Regions from separate parts of the Homo sapiens genome. Here region 2 is linked to region 1. A link is a contact called in ENCODE Hi-C or POLR2A ChIA-PET data. All regions are on one chromosome and are shown on one strand. Each heading gives the region's core, a stretch centred on a gene start or an enhancer-like site at or near the end of the contact. The rest is flanking DNA. Distances are from core to core; before and after follow the strand shown.

Evidence for each region. Hi-C counts contacts between places; a loop is a spot of excess contacts on that map. ChIA-PET counts read pairs that join two places held with the same protein, here RNA polymerase II (POLR2A). Pooled maps may share reads with other maps.
Region 2: a loop to region 1 is called in a map of CD4-positive, alpha-beta memory T cell, with 3 times the contacts of the local background. The contact joins two enhancer-like sites. A Hi-C loop is called at or near these places in 2 of 168 maps with a recorded cell type or tissue (CD4-positive, alpha-beta memory T cell and naive thymus-derived CD4-positive, alpha-beta T cell) and 9 of 50 pooled maps. POLR2A ChIA-PET finds 5 or more read pairs at or near these places in 1 of 52 experiments (activated naive CD4-positive, alpha-beta T cell).

What each region holds. Positions count from the first base shown.
Region 1 is chr12:121,094,400-121,097,572 of GRCh38, reverse strand. No RefSeq gene overlaps it. Among named protein-coding and RNA genes, the nearest start is that of P2RX7, 37 kb to the left of the region's middle. Within about 2 kb of position 1,497, at least 4 of the 41 ENCODE cell types and tissues checked have a DNase peak (open chromatin) inside an H3K27ac peak, as active enhancers do.
Region 2 is chr12:120,848,538-120,851,710 of GRCh38, reverse strand. The region is part of intron 1 of SPPL3 (signal peptide peptidase like 3); the gene reads left to right. Among named protein-coding and RNA genes, the nearest start is that of SPPL3, 54 kb to the left of the region's middle. Within about 2 kb of position 1,689, at least 12 of the 41 ENCODE cell types and tissues checked have a DNase peak (open chromatin) inside an H3K27ac peak, as active enhancers do.

The sequences.
Region 1 (3,173 bases), core at 248-2,747:
TCTTCCAGGCCTTGGTCTTCTACATCCTAGCTCAGTGGTCATTTATTTGTCAGGCCCTTCATTTTACTGATTTAATAACGTGTTTAAGGCAGGGTGCGGTGGCTCACGCCTGTAATCCCAGCACTTTGGGAGGCCGAGGTGGGTGGATCATCTGAGGTCAGGAGTTCGAGACCAGCCTGACCAACATGGAGAAACCCATCTCTACTAAAAAAAAAAAAAAAAAAAAAAAATACCCCGACGTGGTGGCGCATGCCTGTAATCCCAGCTACTTGGGAGGCTGAGGCAAGAGAATAACTTGAACCCATGAGGTGGAGGTTGCAGTGAGCTGAGATCATGCCATTGCACTCGAGCCTGGGCAACAAGAGTGAAATTCCGACTCAATAATAATAATAATAATAATAATAATAATAACAACAATAATAATAATGTGTTTAAATAATTTATCTCATATCTCTGCACCTTCACTCCATTTCTTTTCAAAGAAACAGAGAAAAACAAAAACAAAATGTCATAGTTCTGGGCCGGGCACGGTGGCTCACACCTGTAATCCCAGCACTTCGGAAGGCTGAGGTGGGTGGGTCATTTGAGGTCAGGAGTTTGAGACCAGCCTGGCCAACACGGTGAAACTCCACCTCTACTAAAAATGCAAAAATTAGCCGTGCGTGGTGGTGGGCATCTGTAGTTCCAGCTGCTTGGGAGGCTGAGGCAGGAGAATCGCTGAGGGAGCCCGGGAGGTGGAGGTTGCAGTGAGCTGAGATTGTGCCACTGCACTCCAGCCTGGGCAACAGAGCAAGACTCTGTCTAAAAAAAAAAAAATAAAAGTCACAGTTCTACTTGACCCAGCAGCAGGCTTTAAAACCAGAGGCTTTAATTCTCCCAATTTCCTCATTTGTCAAAATGCAGAAGCCAATCTAAGTAAATCACCTAGAACGGCAGCAAGCTACGTAAGTTCGGGGCTGAAATGTGATATTTCTTCTGAATCTCTCTTTTCTTACAACATCAGAGAAATGGGTAATAAATAGCACCAAACCCAGGGGCTCCACATTTATTCCTCTTTCCGGAGGAAATAAATTCTAGCCACCATATTTCTCAATAGGAACCGATATGTAAGGAGAATGAATTTATTCATTCATGAGTCATGTATTCAATCCTGATAAAAATACTTTATTCTGGTCTTCAATAGCAAATATGACCGGAGAGCCAGAGGGTCAGTGGTCCTGCTCTGAGCTGTGCAGGTGGGGCTGTCTCTGGGTAGTGGGAGGGTCGGGTGGGTGTTTCTGACCTGGGCGTCTTTGCCCAGAGGAGCAGAAGTGAACACACGCCCTCCCACTGGGCTCTTCTGCTGACGTGGGTTGGTAGGACGGTTATGGCTCAGCTTAGGGTCCGCAGCTGGGCAATGAGGAGACTGGAGGGGCCTTTCTCAGGTAGTGGCGTCTGGTAATCAGCAGATGGCGCCCGAGGTCGCTGGGCCCGCCCCGCGTGCGGGTCTTTCTGGTTGACTCCCCAGGCTCTTGCGTGGGAACTCACCACTGAGCACTGAACGCAGTTCCTCAGTCCGAGACCTCCTCACTCTCGCAGGACGCACAGTTGCACACACAAGTCCCTCACCTGTCACGACCCACGCTCTTACATACTCTCCCACTCCCACCCACACCCCCTCTCTCAGATGTGTGATCCAGGATTTCCTCTCCACCCACAGCCGCAGACGCCCCCACGGTTCGTGCAAATGTGCACACTCGGTGCAGCAGATCCCCGCCTCCTGCACACGTGCGCGTTTTTCCAGCCTCGCACTTTATCTCACACGTTTTCTCACCCAGAGACCCCATTTCAGACACACACACCCTCTCAGCCTTTTCTCTTGCCTCCCAACCCCTTAAAACGGAAATCCTTTATTTCCTCCGGAATTTGCTCACTTCGTGAAATGCCGGTCTGTCTTCTGGCGGATCCTATAGGGCAGCCCTTTCCTGCCCCTTGGTTCCAACAGCCCCTTTCATGCCAGTTTTTGTCACGTGCCTCTTACCATGCTGAAGTGAAATTGACCCAGCCATCACACAATGCCCTAACTCAGGGGTCTGCAAACAATGGCCCCAGAAAGCTGTTTGTTTTCCCCCAGCTTTATCTGAATATGCTTGAAAAGTAAACATTGTATATATTTAAAGTGGGCAACCGGATATTTAATACACATTGTGAAATGATCACCGCAAACTAAAACACCCACCATCTTACATTGTTACCACTTTCTTTCTTTTTTGGAGGTGGGGTGGTTAAGGATCTTAAGATCTACTCTCTTAAGAAATTTCAGGTATACAACAGAGTGTTGTTACACGCTGTACGTTACATCTCCAGAACTTACTCATCTTGTATAACTGACACTTTATACCCATTAAACAACACCCCGTTTTCTCCAACCCTCAGTCCCTGGCAACGACTATTCTACTCTACTCTCTGCTTCTATGAGTTTGGTTAGTTTAGATTCCACATATAAGTGAGATCATGCAGTATTTATTTATTTATTTATTTATTTATTTTTCTTGATGTGGAGTCTCGCTCTGTCGCCCAGGCTGGAGTGCAGTGGTGCCATCTTGGCTCACTGCGACCTCTGCCTCCTGGGTTCAAGCGATTCTGCCTCAGCCTCCCGAGTAGCTGGGACTACAGGCGTGCACCACCACAATCTATTTTTGTATCTTTAATAGAGATGGAGTTTCACCATGTTGGCCATGCTGGTCTCAAACTCCTGACCTCAGGTGATCCACCTGCCTCAGCCTCCTGAAGTGTTGGGATTACAGGCGTGAGCCACTGTACCAGGCTGAGATCATGCAGTATTAGTCTTTCTGTGCTTACTTATCTCACTTAGCATAGCAGGTTCATCCAGGCTGTTGGAAATGGCAGGATTTCCTTCTTTTTTGGAGCTGAATAATATTCCATTGCGTAGACACGTTTCCCTCACCCATTCATCTGTGGATGGATGTTATTTTCCATAATGGCTGTACAAGTTTACATTTTTACTAACAGTGTACAGTGATCCCTTTCCCCCACATCCTCAATAACAGTTGTTATCTTTCCTCTTTTGGATAATAGCCATTCTAACAGGTGTGAGGTGATGTCTCATTGAGGTTTTGATTTGCATTTCCCTGATGATTAGTGCTGTTGAGCACTTTTTCATACACCCGTTG
Region 2 (3,173 bases), core at 440-2,939, 250 kb after region 1:
TATCACCTGACCCGGGGAGGTCAAGGCTCCAGTCAGTCGTGTTTGCGCCACTGCACTCCTGCCTGGGTGACAGAGTGAAACCCTGTCTCAAAAAAACAAAAAAGAATGTGAAACAGGAAACGAGAGTGGCAGTGTCCCATCTGATTCTAAGATTTGAGAAGTGGTGGAGTGCCCAGAAGCTCCTGAGCTATTAGGACACAAATACTGCTTCGACTGAACAGAGCTATTAGGCATTTCTTTTGGCCTCAGGTATGCCACAAAAAAAAAAATGACTGAGATTTTAAGGGAGCCATGACCTGAGAACATTTGAGGAATCTCTGATGTGGGCTACTTTTTTTGGTAGATTGCAGTTTGGACTATGAGTATGATTTTAAAAAAAAACTGTATGAGAAAATGAGAGGCCAAAGGCCAGTGATTTACAGGCAGCCTGGTGGAGGAGAAGTGGTATGTGCTGCTGCTACATGGTCTCTAGGGCCATATGCTCTAGTTTGAGTTCTAGTTTTTTGACTATATCACTGTGGCTAAGCAATGAAGTTTCTAGACTCGCGTTCTCATTCATTAGGAATGATAACACCTGGTAAGTATCTAAACGAGATACTGTAGGTAAGTATACTTCATAGAATTTTAAATCTGGTAATTGTGTGGTAGGCTGAATAATGACCCCTAAAACATGTCCATGTCCTAATCTCTAGAACCTATGAATATAGGAAAGGAGACTTTGCAGATGGCATCAAATTAATATTTTTGAGATGAGATTATCCTGGATTATCTGTGTTGGCCCAATATAATCACACAGGTCCTTGGAAGAGGTGGGCACACCAGAGTGAGTGGTAGCAGATTTGACGATGGAAACAAGAGGTTGTAGTGATCGATGAAGGGAATGTGAGCCAAGGAATGCAGGTGGTCCTCTAGAAGATGAAAAAGGCAAGGACACATTCTTCCCTCAGAGCCCTCACAGGGAACCAGCCCTATAAAACCGATGTCAGATTCATGACCTCCGCAACTATGAGAATAAGCTTGTGTAAAGTCAGTATTTGTGGTAATTTCTACAGCAGCAGTAGGAAACTAATATAGGATGTTACTCACATTTAAAAAGGGAAAGTGTTTGAAAAACCCTAACGTCCACTGTCAAAAAACCTAACATTCTTTCATTCTTTTTCACAGTATGAAATCCAGAATAGCAGCATTTGGCTTTTGTTTTTTTTTTTTTTTTTTTTTAAAGGCTGGTCTCACTATGTTGTCCAGGCTGGTCTTGAACTCTTGGGCTCAAGCAGTCCTCCCACCTCAGCCTCCCAAGTAGCTGTGCATTCATTTGGCCTTTTAGACTTCCTTACAATGCGGCATAAACTTCTGTGGTGTAGACATGTTGAGATTTACTTTGGCCTTAACAGATGGCTCTAGAGACTTTGAGGAAGTATTTAGATTTGAAAGGGGCAACAGAGAGGACTCATAAACCTCTGGAACATCTAAGATGTGTGTCTCTGGAAAGCCTAATTTTATGGGAAGGGTTTTTGGAACTGAGTTCCCTTGGCAGCCCCTAGAGTTACCTTTTACCAACCATCCATTATATTTCTAAATCTAGCTGGTCCAACAAGTTGCTTTAGAACAGTTTCTCCAAGCCTAATGTGTTTTATATTTGCACTCCAGAGGGTAGTATTTCAGAGCCTCTCAGGTGCAAACTTGGGGTTTTCCATGGCCGGGTGACTCAGCTGAGGAAAACTTCTGACCAGTGACTGCCTGTTTGTATCTACACACTCTGTTAGGAATGGTTATTTTTACTGAGTCCTTGTCAACATCCTGTCAATCCCAGATTTTCCAGTAGAAATACTTCACGCTAGAATTATGTCTTTATAAAGCAGCAGCTGTCACAAAGAAGTGGTAAGGCCTGAGGACATGAGAATTGTAGGGGGAGGGTATGTGTGAGAAGATCCAGAACCTGTAACCCAGAGTGGTTTTTAGGAGTCTCGGATAAATAGGATTTTCCTGGTCCCAAAAGGTAAAGACTACATGTATTGTGCACTAGTCAAGCTTCCTCATAGCTAACTAGCATGCCTGATAGAAGCTAGAAATTTTCTTGGACATATTTTCAGATGCCACGTGCAAAAATCACTTCGTACAGAGTATATATTGATCTGTTTTTTAGAGCTGTTTGGATTTTCTAAGTAAAATTCAAAGGAAATCTTCTCAACATGTCTACATTTTACCTGTATTTGCTATATCTTGGTAACCTTAGGCCATTGCTAGTATAGATAGATCATCCTGTTTCACTTGCCTCTGTGGTGGCTCATTAATCTATTCGTATCTACTTAAACAATAGAATGTCTTCAGAAATTGTGTTGCCAGTTGGCTACAACTTTGTAGAAGTTGGTATTGATTACCTGAAATTATTTTTTACCTTTAGAGTACTGATTTAGATGCTTGTTAGAGTTGAGCCCATCTCTAATAACTTTGTTAGAGGGAAAGAGAGTATCAGGTAAAGTTTAGGTTTAGTTTTACTTTTTATTATTATTGTTTTCTTTTGTTTTTTGTTTTCTTCCTCTGGTTTTAGAGGGAGGATCTCTGTTGCTCAGGCTGGAATGCAGGGGCGTTGATTATAGCTCACTGCAGCCTTAAATTCCTGGGCTCACGCAATCCTCCCATCTCAGCCTCCATGAGCATGTCTAAGAATATAGACATGTGCCACCATGCCCAGCTAATTTTTAAATTTTTTGTAGAGATGGATATTTACATAGTAATCAAGTTTGTATTACATCCTGGGCCTTGAAAGATGGCCAAAAAAAAAACCAAAATTGAGTGTTACACAAATCACCTGTAGCTTGCTCATTGATCATTAGTGTTATTACACTAAAGTGATAAAAAGTAATTTATGCACAAATTTTTAAGGCATTTTTGTCCTTACTATTTTCTTACACATTAGGTATAATGAGCTATGGTAAAAGAGCAGTAATTTAAAGCATCTGTGAGAAATCTAACCTTTCCTTTTGTAACCTTTTGGATTTAATTGTGATTTTTGAGAAATGGAACAATCAGTAGTAGTTATGAAAATTGTCAATTTGGCTTATGTTAAATATATAGATTAATTTATAAGTCCATCGAAAATATGCAGATGACTAAAATAATACAGCAATTCTAAAATAATACTTGTTAGATAGACTAGCACTTTCTGGGGTGTG